Regions from separate parts of the Homo sapiens genome. Here all the other regions are linked to region 1. A link is a contact called in ENCODE Hi-C or POLR2A ChIA-PET data. All regions are on one chromosome and are shown on one strand. The core of a region is the stretch at or near the end of the contact, and the rest is flanking DNA. Distances in the headings are between cores, read along the strand shown. Region 1 holds the start of FAM210B (family with sequence similarity 210 member B). Region 2 holds the start of VAPB (VAMP associated protein B and C). Region 3 has its middle 8.3 kb from the start of BCAS1.

The links. A loop is a pair of places that touch in the nucleus more often than their neighbours do. ChIA-PET counts read pairs that join two places held with the same protein, here RNA polymerase II (POLR2A). Pooled maps may share reads with other maps.
Region 2: a loop to region 1 is called in a map of B cell, with 36 times the contacts of the local background. The contact joins the promoter of VAPB here to the promoter of FAM210B in region 1. A Hi-C loop is called at or near these places in 1 of 168 maps with a recorded cell type or tissue (B cell) and 5 of 50 pooled maps. POLR2A ChIA-PET finds 5 or more read pairs at or near these places in 1 of 52 experiments (CD4-positive, alpha-beta T cell).
Region 3: a pooled map shows a loop between it and region 1 (4-fold over the local background). The contact joins the enhancer-like site here to the promoter of FAM210B in region 1. A Hi-C loop is called at or near these places in 2 of 50 pooled maps.

Annotation. Positions count from the first base shown.
Region 1 is chr20:56,357,116-56,361,094 of GRCh38, reverse strand. FAM210B (family with sequence similarity 210 member B) reads right to left here and starts at 2,121. Exons shown (of 3, transcript NM_080821.3): 1 at 1,904-2,121. The coding sequence starts at 2,089. RefSeq lists a silencer at 1,845-2,444.
Region 2 is chr20:58,386,624-58,390,880 of GRCh38, reverse strand. It overlaps VAPB (VAMP associated protein B and C), which reads right to left and starts at 1,652. Exons shown (of 6, transcript NM_004738.5): 1 at 1,364-1,652. The coding sequence starts at 1,421. RefSeq lists silencers at 1,124-1,243, 1,504-1,943.
Region 3 is chr20:54,076,984-54,080,711 of GRCh38, reverse strand. No RefSeq gene overlaps it. Among named protein-coding and RNA genes, the nearest start is that of BCAS1, 8.3 kb to the right of the region's middle. RefSeq lists a silencer at 948-1,007. Within about 2 kb of position 2,296, at least 3 of the 41 ENCODE cell types and tissues checked have a DNase peak (open chromatin) inside an H3K27ac peak, as active enhancers do.

The DNA.
Region 1 (3,979 bases), core at 872-3,371:
TACAGGACATGGAATCATGTTAAGACAAAAAGGCAGGTCTCTTCTGTGGCTTTCCCTACCCCTCTTACAGAGACCCCCTGCCAAGGCAGCGTGGGTGGGCCTCTTTGGCTCTTAATTAAACACCTGGCAAATTTGGAGAGCCCAGCTGGGCAGCACACTCCTACCTCCCGACGAGGGTGGGCGGCCAGAACAGACGACAGGGGAGGTTCTGGGCTCTGGCCAAGCCCAGACCCTCCCTGCACTGCTCCCAGGCCCTGCTGGGGACGCGTTTTCTCAGGCAGATGAGTTATCTTTTGTCCTAATCTCCTTTGAGGTTCTGATCCCACTTGGGTTTCTGCCGATTTTACCACGGTGCAGAAGAAACAAGGACAGCTCACGGGGCCCTGGGGCCTTGTGACTGTATATATTTACTGCAATTATAGTCATTTCTAACCTTAATTTAGGACACACCAGATGCCAGGTATGAACATATCTCATTTTACATTCATATTCTATGAAGTCTGAATTATTAACGTCCCATTTTACAGATGAGGGGCCTGAGATAGAGAGAAGGGAATTTGATCAAAGTCAACAACAAGTGAGTAGAGAGAGGAATCCAGGGAGTCTGAGGCCAACTCTTTGCCACTGTATACACACACACCGCTCCAGTGCCAGGGCCTGAGCTGGGGACAAGGTCAATGTGGCTGACAGGCAGGACAAGAGGCCATTCCAGATGAGTGCAGAGAAGACCCACAGCCATGGGGTGGAAGCAGGCCCAGTGGAGGCATCCGAGACCTCACAGGTCGTTAGAGAGGGCTTCCCGGAGGAAGGAACAGCTGGGCTGGGCCCTGAAGAATCATCAGGAGGCGGCACGGTGTGTGCAGAAGGTGCCACTCTGGAGAGGATCCCCAAGACCTGTGTGCCACCTGTCGGACTGGAGAAGGCAAGGAAGGAAGTTGATCTGGGCAGGAGGCATGATGAAAGCCTGGGTCCAATCCCCATCCGCTCCTTACTGAAAAGCTAGGAAACGGTCAGGAGATGTTCGCTGGGCCGGCGGCACTCCGCTGAGGCCTGCACCAGCTCATGGAGTTGTCTCCCAAACTCTTGCTGGGAAGGTGCTATTTTTGGCCCTCTAAAGGTCAGAAAACAAGCTCAAAAGCCTTCAGGACTCGGTCTGAGGTCACCGGGCGATGAATGGAGGGGCCCTGTCTGCACCCAGGCAAACAAAGAGGCTCCAGACTGCCAGGCCGGATGCGCTCCGGGCTGGACGCCGGCTCCGCGTGTCTGGGCTTGCCATTCCTGGACCGCCAGACTTCATTTACTACTATTTTTATTTAAAAAGACTCACTTGGAAGAAAGTGATAGATTTCTTGAAAGGAAAGCTGGTATGACTGCTCTGAAGGAAAACCAGTTTTCACTTAGCACCAATGGAAAGTGACGGAAATGAAACATAACAAACAGCACTGTGGGTTTCTTGCCCGCGGCTTCCCTGAGGACGCCTGCTCTTCCACTCAGAAGAAAAGGGAGGAGCAGCGAGCGTCGGGAGGTGTTCAAAACACAGCGAGACCCAGCCAGAAGGCCTGGACAACAACTCCGCAGGCAACGTGTGGAAGTTCAGACCAAGTCAGTCGGCTGCGCCCCAGCCTGGCTGAGGCTCTGCAGACCCGGGGCTCGGCCGAAGACTGCGCGACCTTGGGCAGAGCGCCACACCTTCCCGAGCCTCAGTTTCTCTGGCTGTCAACTAGGAGGATCGCTTCCTTGGCTTGCAGGGATTTGGGGTTTCGGGGACCCTGGAAGAGCTCGGTCCCGGGCAGCTACAAGTGCAAAGGCGTCCTTGGCGGAGGCGGCCGGACCCCGGCGCGGCCCTGCGGACGTCTGGGGACCTGGACACCGCCCGGGATCAGGGTCGGGGTGGGGTGCTTACCTGGTGGCCGCGGCAGTCCCCGCGCGCCGTGCGGAGCAGCCGGGCGTCTAGCCTGGGCGGGAGCAGGGCCAGGGCCAGGGGCGGCGGGGCGCAGGGGGCGGTGGCGCCCAGGAGCCAGGTGGCGCGAGGCCGGACCCGGGCGCCCACCCTGCCTGCCGGACCCAGCAACGCCAGCAACCCGGCCATGGTGCGCAGCTAGGCGCAGCACCCGCGCCGCTGACCCGGGAGGCGGGCGGAGGCCGGGGAGGGTGGGCGGAGCTGACCCGGCGAGGGCCCTCCCCGGCCCCGCCCGCCGGCTTCGCCGCCGCGCGCGCGCGCTGGGCGGGACTGAGGAGGCCTGTGCACATCCCCTTGGCTCACCCGCTAGCTCCGCTCCTCGGGAGCCGGAGTCCAGGGCTGGTGGGCGGGGCTGAAGGAGCGCGCCCCGCCTCCTCTCCGCCCACCAGCCCCGCCCCTTTGGGGGTGGGTGCAGGTCTTTTCAGGGTCTTGGGCTTTCTAACTGTGGTGTGTAGTTGGCGGGTTTCCTTATTCTGCGGGCACAAAGGTGGGCGTAGGGCCGTGGCTTATGAGCTTTTCTCCCTGCAGAAATGGGTGAAATCTGAAAAAAAATTATAGATATGTTTACGTGTTAGCTCCAAAGAAGAAAATAAATATGAGAATTGATATTAGTACATGTTTAATAAAAAGTCCTCTGACCCTCATAGATTGTTGGCGTGAATGTAAAGCGAAAGATGGTGTGGCAGTTTCTTGAAAAGTTAGACATACACTAACCATACAACCCAGCAACTCCACTCCTCGGTAGCTTCTCAAGAGAAACAAAGGCTCGACACTCAAAGACTAAAATGTGAAGACACCAATGTTTGTAGAGATCTTATAAATATTAGTCAACAATTAGGAATGCCCATAAACTGGGACGTACTGTGGCACAAGTCTTCAATGGGACGCAATGCAACAATTAAAGGGAACAGACTACTGATACATGCACAACATAAATGAATCTCAAAGCTCTTATGCCAATTGAAAAAATCTAGGCACAAAAGTCACACACTGGAGGATTCCAGCTACATGAAGTGCCCAGAATAGGCAAAATCACAGAGACCTAAAACAGATCCGTGGTGGCCTAGGGCTGGGAGTGGGAAATGAGATTGACTGCCAAGGAGTGGGAGGAACGTCTTGGGGTGAGGGAAGGATCCTAAACCCAGATTGTAGGGATGGTGACAGCTGTGTAACTAAAACTCGTGGGACTGTACACTTAACATGGATGAATTTTATGCTGTGTAAATTATACTTCAATAAAGATGTTCTGGCTGGGTGGAATGGCTCATGCCTATAATCCAAGCACGTTGGGAGGCTGAGGTGGGAGGATTACTTGAGCTCAGGAGTTCAAGACCAGCCTGAGCAACATAGCGAAACCCTGTCACTACAAAAATAAAAATAAATTAGCCTGGTGTGGTGGCATGCACCTGTAGTCCCAACTACTCGGGAGGCTGACGCAGAATTGCTTGAGCTCAGGAGGTCCAGGTTTCAGGGAGCCACGATGGTGCTACTGCACTCCAGCCTGGGTGACAGAGCGAGACCCTGTCTCTCTAGAAAAAGAAAAAGAAATATATTTTACAAAAGATGTAATATTCTATTAGTCAACTGCAATTCAACTCAACCAAGCTCTTACACAGGCACAGAAATGATATTAAACACATATGCATTAAAAAATATTTATTACATAAGATGGAGTTATAGCTGTGAAAGTAACAGGGTCTGTTGGAGGGAGGTCCTAAAGTGCCCCTGGATGGGAATCCTTCCATTTAAGTGTCTGCAAGAAGCTGGGGAAGAGTGCTTAAGGGTGCAGATTGTCTGTCAGGTTGGCCCTAGAAGTCCAGCTGTGTGATTTGGAAGTAGTGACTCAACTTCTCTGAGCCTTGGTCTTTTCATGTGTAAAATGAAGATAATAATAGTTTCCCCCATGAGATTGTTGAGATAATTCTTTGACACAGTTCTTGGAAAGGGCTTCACTCAGTGCCTGGTGCACAGAGAGGGCACACACGTTAGCTGGGATGTTGTAGAGATGCCTTGCCTGAA
Region 2 (4,257 bases), core at 403-2,902, 2.0 Mb before region 1:
CACCGTTCTGGAGTATTTCCCAGCGATCAGACAGCAAAACGGTTAAGAGCGTGAACTCTGAAGTCTGGGTTCAAATGTACCATTTGCCAACTGGGTAACTTTGGGTAAGTTACCCTACACTACTTCCCAATAGGACATATAAACTGGAGAGCCTCTGGCCATTCATTCATTCATAAATACCAACTGAGCATCTACTGTGAGTCCGGTGCTAGCGATATAGTGGAGACCCGGCCTTCCAATCTAAAGTACGCTTCCATGGAGTCAGACTGTTCCATTTCCTACACAGCACTTAGCACTATCTGCAATGATCTTGTGTGTTGGTTTGTCTGTCCTCGTCGGAAGGTAAGCTCTGTGAGAGCAGAGGCCTTATCTGTCTTGTGCATCCATCACCTCCCCAGAGCCTCCCACATCACTGGATACACGCAAAAAGAAAGAATGAGCATGTCAGACAAGAACTTTTACCTCGTGGCCCTGGTGAAGGTAGGAAAAAAAAAAAAAAAACAAAAGTAACAACATAGAAAACATAAAGGCACAAATTACAGAGGTAATAGTATCTGGGAGAAACCAGGGTCATGGCTTCCCATCGCCGCAGGTGTTGCTCCAGACAGCTCTGCGGAGAAAAAGGATCCCAGCACCGTGGCAGCCTCCTTGCACCGCAACCAGGAGACAGCATGAGGGACGCAGTGAAAGGAAAATGGGCCCAATCCCATCAGAAGTCCTGAGGAGGTTCATTTGTTGGTTCAACATGTTCATCTGTTGGTTCAACAGGTATTTATTTACTAGGCGTATAATGTGTGCTGGGTACACAGCAGCGAACTGACAAGAGCCTGTCCTCATGCAGTTTCCCTTCTAGTATTGAAACAGTGATTTTGGGTATGAAAAGTGCCGTGCTGACCACGAAACAGTGACGGAATAGGGAATGACAGCAGGTGTGCACGGTGGCTGGGTGGTCACAGCAGGCCTCTCTGAGCAGCTGACACCTCAACTAAGCCCTGAGGTCAACACTGTCACGGAGCAGGGGAAGAAACTTCTAGGCAAAGGCAGCGGCGGAGGCTCACACTAGAGAGGATCACAAACTGGTAAGTTACAAAGTGACAAGTGCCTCGAAGGCAAGTCCCAGGAGGCTGGGGGTCGGGGAGGAGGCGCAGGCCCCGGCTCCCGCACCAGCCCTCTCGGGTCCCGGCCACTCCGGGCAGTTCTGGGGAGCGCGGCGAGCGCCAAGGCCCGGCCCGGCCTCGCCGCCCCCCGCGACAGCGCCGTCGGGGTGGGGACGAGGGCCGACGTCACCCGCCGCGCCGGGCTCCGTCCTTCCAGCACTGGGGCGGAGGCCGCGGGCAGGAAGGTGGCGGCCTCTGGGGCTTACCTCGGAATTTGAGCTCGTGCTGCGGCTCGAGGCTCAGGACCTGCTCCACCTTCGCCATGTTCCTTAGCGGCGGAGCACCTTTGGCGGGGAGACCCCTGAGAGGTCACCGGGGCGGGAAGCGTTAATGCTGCGCCCGCTTTAAGTTTTACAAAAAGGCGGGGACCGGTCGGGGCACGGGCGGGGGTCCTCTACCGGGTGGGCGCGCTGGGGGGGGGTCGGTCTACGCGGTGCAGGCGCAGGGGCGGAGGGCGAGGGCGAGGCCGCGGTGCCCGGCGAGCTGACGGCACGCACGCACGCACGCACGCACGCAGAGTCGTACACACGCACGCACGCAGCAGGCTGGCCCGCTCTGGCGGCGGGAAGCTGCGCCCTGCGCCGCCGGCTCCAGGGGCGGGGACTAAAGCTGCGCGCGTAGAGCCCCTTCCGGGACAGTGCGCAGGCGCGGCACAAGCCACGGGGGCGGGACTGCGGGGCAGTAAGGGGCGGGGCTTCGGGCCGCTCAGGAGGCGGGGTCTGTAGTCCAGCTACGACAGCCACCGCGGAAACTATTAAGGGCCCGCTGGGGGCCAGCTTCGTGTTAAGTGCTTTATTCAATAATAACAATTAGAATAAACTTCCACTTTTCTCTTGCTTATGTAGTGCCAGGCACTGTTAGAGACTTTGAATAATAGTGAAAGTACTTAGTATAAGTATAATGTTTATGGGTGAGTGATATGGGCTAGGCACTGTGACGTCTTGTAAATAATAATTATAAATATAATAAACTACCAATTATTGCTTATTTATTTTGTATCACTCTACTGAATGCTTCCAATAACAACAGCAACTACAATAAATACAAGCTACTCTACGTTAAATGTTTACTATGCAACTGGCACTGTGCTGAATTCTTTACTAGTAAATTCTATTTGTTTATGCAACAAATATTTAGAAATACAATGATCAGAAAAGCGAACCTGATTCCAATCCTTTTACTATAGCCTAGTGAAGAGACATCTTTTGAATAAATAACCACACACGTAAGTTAAATAATTAAAAATTGCTGGAGAATCCAGATCTGCTTGACCTCAAAAGTGGATACTCTACATCATGATTACCGTTTAAATTGTATTTCATTATATTATGTTTACTATGGAAGTTAAATAGGTGTTCTTAATAGTCTCCTATACATACCCATATAGGTGAGACAAATGTGGCAAATTGCTAGCAATGGCTGACTCTACATCGCAGGTATATGGTTTTCTTGTACTGTTTCTCCCACTTTGCTGTATACTTGAAATTTTTCATGATAAAAAGGTTTTTTAAAAGAATAGTCTTTGTATTTTAACTGGAGCATTTAGTCCATTTACATTTATTATATTTACTGATATATCTGGAATTATTTCTACCATTGTATTTTGTTATTTCTATTTGTCCTGCCTGGTTTTTTTCCCCTTTCCTTTCTTCTTTAGGGTTTATTTTTATTCTCATTCTGATTTTCTTCACCTGTATACTCTATTTCTAAGTTTTAGTGGTTACTTCAAACTTTTGGGCATGCATACTTACCTTGTGAAAGTCCAATATCTTTAAATATTTGTAAAAATGTCTTTACCCTGTTTCCTTAAAATATAAAGACTTTGGAGTACTTTAATCACCCATCCTCTAAATTATACACCTTAATGTAGTGTATGTTAAGTTTAACCTTTGCCACTGTAACCCCAAGAGACATTACTAAATTGTTTTATTCAGTCAACATTAGTTTAGATTCAGCCACACAATTACCATTTTTATCCACCTTTTCTTCTTGCATCTCAGCTTTCACCAACAGGATCACTCTCCTTTTGCCTGAGGTAAATCCTTTAAATTTTATTTTTTTGTAGCTTCGTTGGTGCAAATCCTCTCAGTTTCTGCTCATCTGCAAATGGATTCATTTTTGCCTTTTGTTGTTTTTATTTTATTTATTTATTTATTTGGAGATGAGGTCTTGCTCTGTTGCCCATGCTGGAGTGCAGTGGCATGATCGTGGCTCACTGCAACCTGTATCTCCCAGGCTGAAACAATCCTCCCACCTCAGACTCCGGTGTAGCTGGGACTAAAAGCATGCACCACCACGCCCAGCTAATTTTTTTATTTTCTGTAAAATCTCACTATGTTGCCCAGGCTGGTTTCAAACTCCTGGGCTCAAGTGATCCTCCTGCTTCAGCCGCCAAAGTGCTAGGATTACAGGCATGAGCCACTGCGCCTGGCCTTGCCCTTGTTCTTGACAGATATTTTGGCTTGCTTGCTTGAATGACAGCTGTCCTCTCTCAGCACACTTGATTGCCATCCACTGTTTGCCTGTTCCCCCTCATTGCTCCTCAGGAGTCCAGTGACAATCTTAACATCGTTCCTTCATAGGTTGTTGGTCTTTTCTCCCTCTTCTCATGTTCTACAGTTTTACCATGCTGTATCTTTTTTTTTTTTTTTTTTTGAGACGGAGTCTCGCTCTGTCCCCCAGTCTGGAGTGCAGTGACGCCATCTCAGCTCACTGCAACCTCCGCCTCCCATGTTCAAGCGATTCTCCTGCCTCAGCCTCCTGAGTCGCTGGGATTACAGGCACGCACCACCATGCCCAGCTAATTTTTGTGTTTTCAGTAGAGACAGAGTTTTGCCATGTTGGCCAGATGGTCTCAAACTCCTGACCTCAGGTAATCCACCCACCTCGACCTCCCAAAAAGTTGGGATTACAGGCGTGAGCCACCATGCCCAGCTCATGCTGTTATCTTTTTATTTATCCTGCCTTGAGTTCTTTGGGCTTTCTGAATTTGATGATTGGTGTCTTTCATTATTCTTGAAAACTCTCAGACAATACTTTTTTTTTTTCAATTTAATTTTACTTTTTTATTGTGGTAAGATACACATCACATAAAATTTAC
Region 3 (3,728 bases), core at 1,047-3,546, 2.3 Mb after region 1:
CCCAGCCTGGCCTCACGGAAGACCATCCAGTTGAACAGGAATTTGGCGACATGTATCAAATGCCTCTAAAATGTGACTACCGTTTGATCCAATACTTTAACATCTGGAAAATGCTTCTAAGGGAGAAGTCTAGGAAATCTGTCATGTTTATAATAGCAGAAGGTGTCAAACACTTAAATACCCAATATGGCCAGGGAGTTAATTCATCTCAGGTACTTAAACCCCTCAACCCCTATTTTAAATTTATTTGTGACATCTATGATGGAAAAAAAAAATTCCGGCTTTCGAAACAGTATTTCACAATGAGTAATATAGGTATGATATTGATACGGAAGGAAAGAAATACCAAAAGAGGATATTTCTTAGTGACAGGATTATAGATTATTATTTTAAATTTTATCCTCTGTGTGTTTTATAATAAATTTGTAATGAAAAAATAAAAAGCAGTTTTCAAAGTCTGGTTCTCAGAACACTTTGCACTGTTAAAAATTATGTAAGATCTCAAAGAATTTTTATGTGGATTGAGCGATACCTATTTACCACATTAAAAATTAAAACTAAGAATTTTAAAAATTTATATAATTTCATCTCAAAGAAATAAATCCCTTCCATTTTAACATAAATAACATTTTTATGAAAAATGATTTTTTTCTAAAAATTTTTCAACGAAACTATTTGTTTTGTTCCAAAACACAACAGGGCAAAAATAATGGTAGTTTTACATTTTTGCAAGTCTCTTTACTGTCTGCCTTAATAGAAGACAGCTGGATTCTTGTATCTGCTTCTGCATTCAGTCTGTTGCCATATGTTGTTTTGGTTGAAGCACACAAAGCAACTCCAGCCTCTTGCAGGTCTGTAGCTGGAAAAGGGAGAAGTATTTGAACAGCCTTTTTGGGTAATTGCAGGTAGTTTCTACACCACCACCAAAACCTGGCAAGTGATAGTTGCTCAAAGTTGGTTGCAGTGTGGAATCTGAAACCTATCACTGAACTTCTTTTTTTTTTATTTTTATTTTTTTTGTTTTTTGGTTTTTTTTTAGATGGAGTCTCGCTCTGTCGCACAGGCTGGAGTGCAGTGGCGCGATCTAGGCTCACTGAAACCTCCGCCTCCCGGGTTCAAGCAATTCTCCTGCCTCAGCCTCCTGAGTAGCTGGGATTACAGGCGTGTGCCACCACTCCTGGCTAATTTTTGTATTTTTAGTAGAGACAGGGTTTCATCATGTTGGCCAGGCTGGTCTTGAACTCTTGACCTCAGGTGATCTGCCCGCCTCGGTTGGGATTACAGGCGTCAGCCACTGTGCCCTGCCTGTATTGACATTCTTGAGCTCAGAAAACTCAGATTATTGTTGGACTCCTTCTACTCTTCCCTCCTTACACTCACTTCCATTGCCTACTTCCCCCACAAGAACCTTAGTAGGTGAATATTATTATCCCCATTTTGCAGCTGAAGAATCTGAGGTTCAGAGAGAAGTAGGTTACTTGAGGACACAAGGCAAAGCCAAGAGTTCAGACCAGGTGAGCGGGGCTGACTCCAAGTTCAATGTTCTTTCCACAGCTTTCTTTGTCTGGCTTCTGTCCAGACTCTTAGAGTTTAGTTGTTATGTCACCACCTGTATTTTTTTAAATAAAGTTTTATTGAAACACAGCCACATCCATTTAAACTTTGCCTTTGACTGCTTTCACACTACAATGGCAGAATTGTAGTGTGAAACAGAGACCATTTGGCCCACAAAGCCTAAAATATTTGCTATCTGGATCTTTCCAGAAAAAGTTTGTTGACTCCTGACCTAAGCCAATTACAGCAATCCTACTACCCTTTGCAGGGACTGGTTTGCGAATGGGAGTGGTGAGATCCAGTTCTGACAAGTGAGGCATGAAGAGAAGTCGATTACTCTGTCTGAGGCCTTCTCAAAAGCTTTTTCTCCCAGAAGGAAAAAAAAAGTTTCTATTTTTTCTTTTCTTTCTTTCTTTTCTTTTTTTTTTTTTTTCAACAATATCTGGGAAGGAAAGGTCTTTTGTGTCTATCCCTGCTCCGTGCAGCTGAAGTTAGGGGGAGACTGTGGTTCTAGAGCTGAGGTGGTCTTCTTGCTTTGATGAGATGAATACCTGAGTCTGGCAGAGGAGAAAATCAGAAAGAACCTGAGTTTCAAAGACACTGTTGAGCGGCTGCACCAGCCCCGGAAGCACCTTCCTGTGGATTTCCTGTTAATTAAACCGGAAATGCTCTTTTGGTCTAAGCTGCTGTCCATCACGTTTCCTGCTACTTGTGGCTAAATGCATCCTCTGTGGCTTGCCTGCCACCATTCCCTTCCCTCTAGTCCACCCTCAGCAATGCCCCCAACTTAGGGATGGCAAATTTACCAAATACAAGTACAGCACACCCAGTTAAATTTGAATTTCAAGTATATTTGAATTTCAACAATAATGAATAATTGTTTTTGTATAAGTATGTCCAATATTGTACATGAAACATACTTATGCTATGCTTATGCAGTATTTGAGACATACTTAGAGTAAAAAAATTATTTATTGTTGAATCTGGAATTCAAATTTAACTGGACTTGTATTTTTTATTGTGATAGAATATAAGGAACATAAAATTTATCTTTTTAACCATTTTAAATATACGTCTTAGTGGTATTAGGCACATTCTAAATACTGTGCAACTATCACTATTATCCATTTCCAGAACTTTTTCATCTTCCCAAACTAAACTCTGTACCCGTTAAACAGTAAGTTCCCATTCCCCTTCTGTCAGCCCCTGACAACCAACATTCTATTTTCTTTCTCTATGAATTTAAGTCTTCTCATATAAGTGGAATTATACAATATTTTTCTTTTTGTGTCTGATTCATTTCACTTAGCATAGTGTCTTCAGGGTTCATCCGTGCTATAGCTGTGTCATAATTTCATTATTTTATCAAGCAACACTACCCCAAATTCCTCACAGTGTCAGTATATTTGGTGACCCTTCAGGATAAAGCCCAGACCCCTAGCATGATACCCAAGCTCTTTCCCTGGCCACATTCATAGCCTTATTCTCAATAAAAATAATACTAAGTATTGCAATAATATCCTATATTCCAACTACTGGGCACCTGCTGATCCCAGAGCGTATGATGTATTTCCCTGCCTCTTTTCTCTCTCTGGAATTTCTATCATCCATACTCCAAGCCTCCTATCCTTGCCAATTTTCAGCTTTCCAGAGGAAGTGCACCCCCTGCAAAGTGGCTACCAAACTTTCACCCATCCTTCTACCCCAGTGGTTCTCAACGGGAAAGCTTTTGCCCCCTAGGAGTCATTTGGCAATGTCCAGAGACATCTTTTCTCATGGCAACTGGAGACATGCTCCTGGCACCTATGGGTAGAGACCAGGAATGCTCCAAACACCCTACGATGCACAGGACAGCCCCTACAGCACCGAAGATCCAGCCCCACATGGCAGTAGTGCAGAGGTGGGGAGACCTTGCTCTGCCTCAACCACCACCCTTGGCTTCTTCCTTTCTATATTACTTTTTTTATACTCCAATAATACTAATAATGATGAAAAACAGCAGTTACCTTCTGCTGCTGTACATCACAAGTTATGTACCAGGCTGTGTGCTAGACATTTCCCATACATTAAACGTCCCATCCCTATTTGGCAGTGAGAAAACAGTTCCAGGGAGCTTAAGGAATTTGCCCACATTCACATGGCATAGCTGAAGCAGAGCTGAGATCTAAACCTAA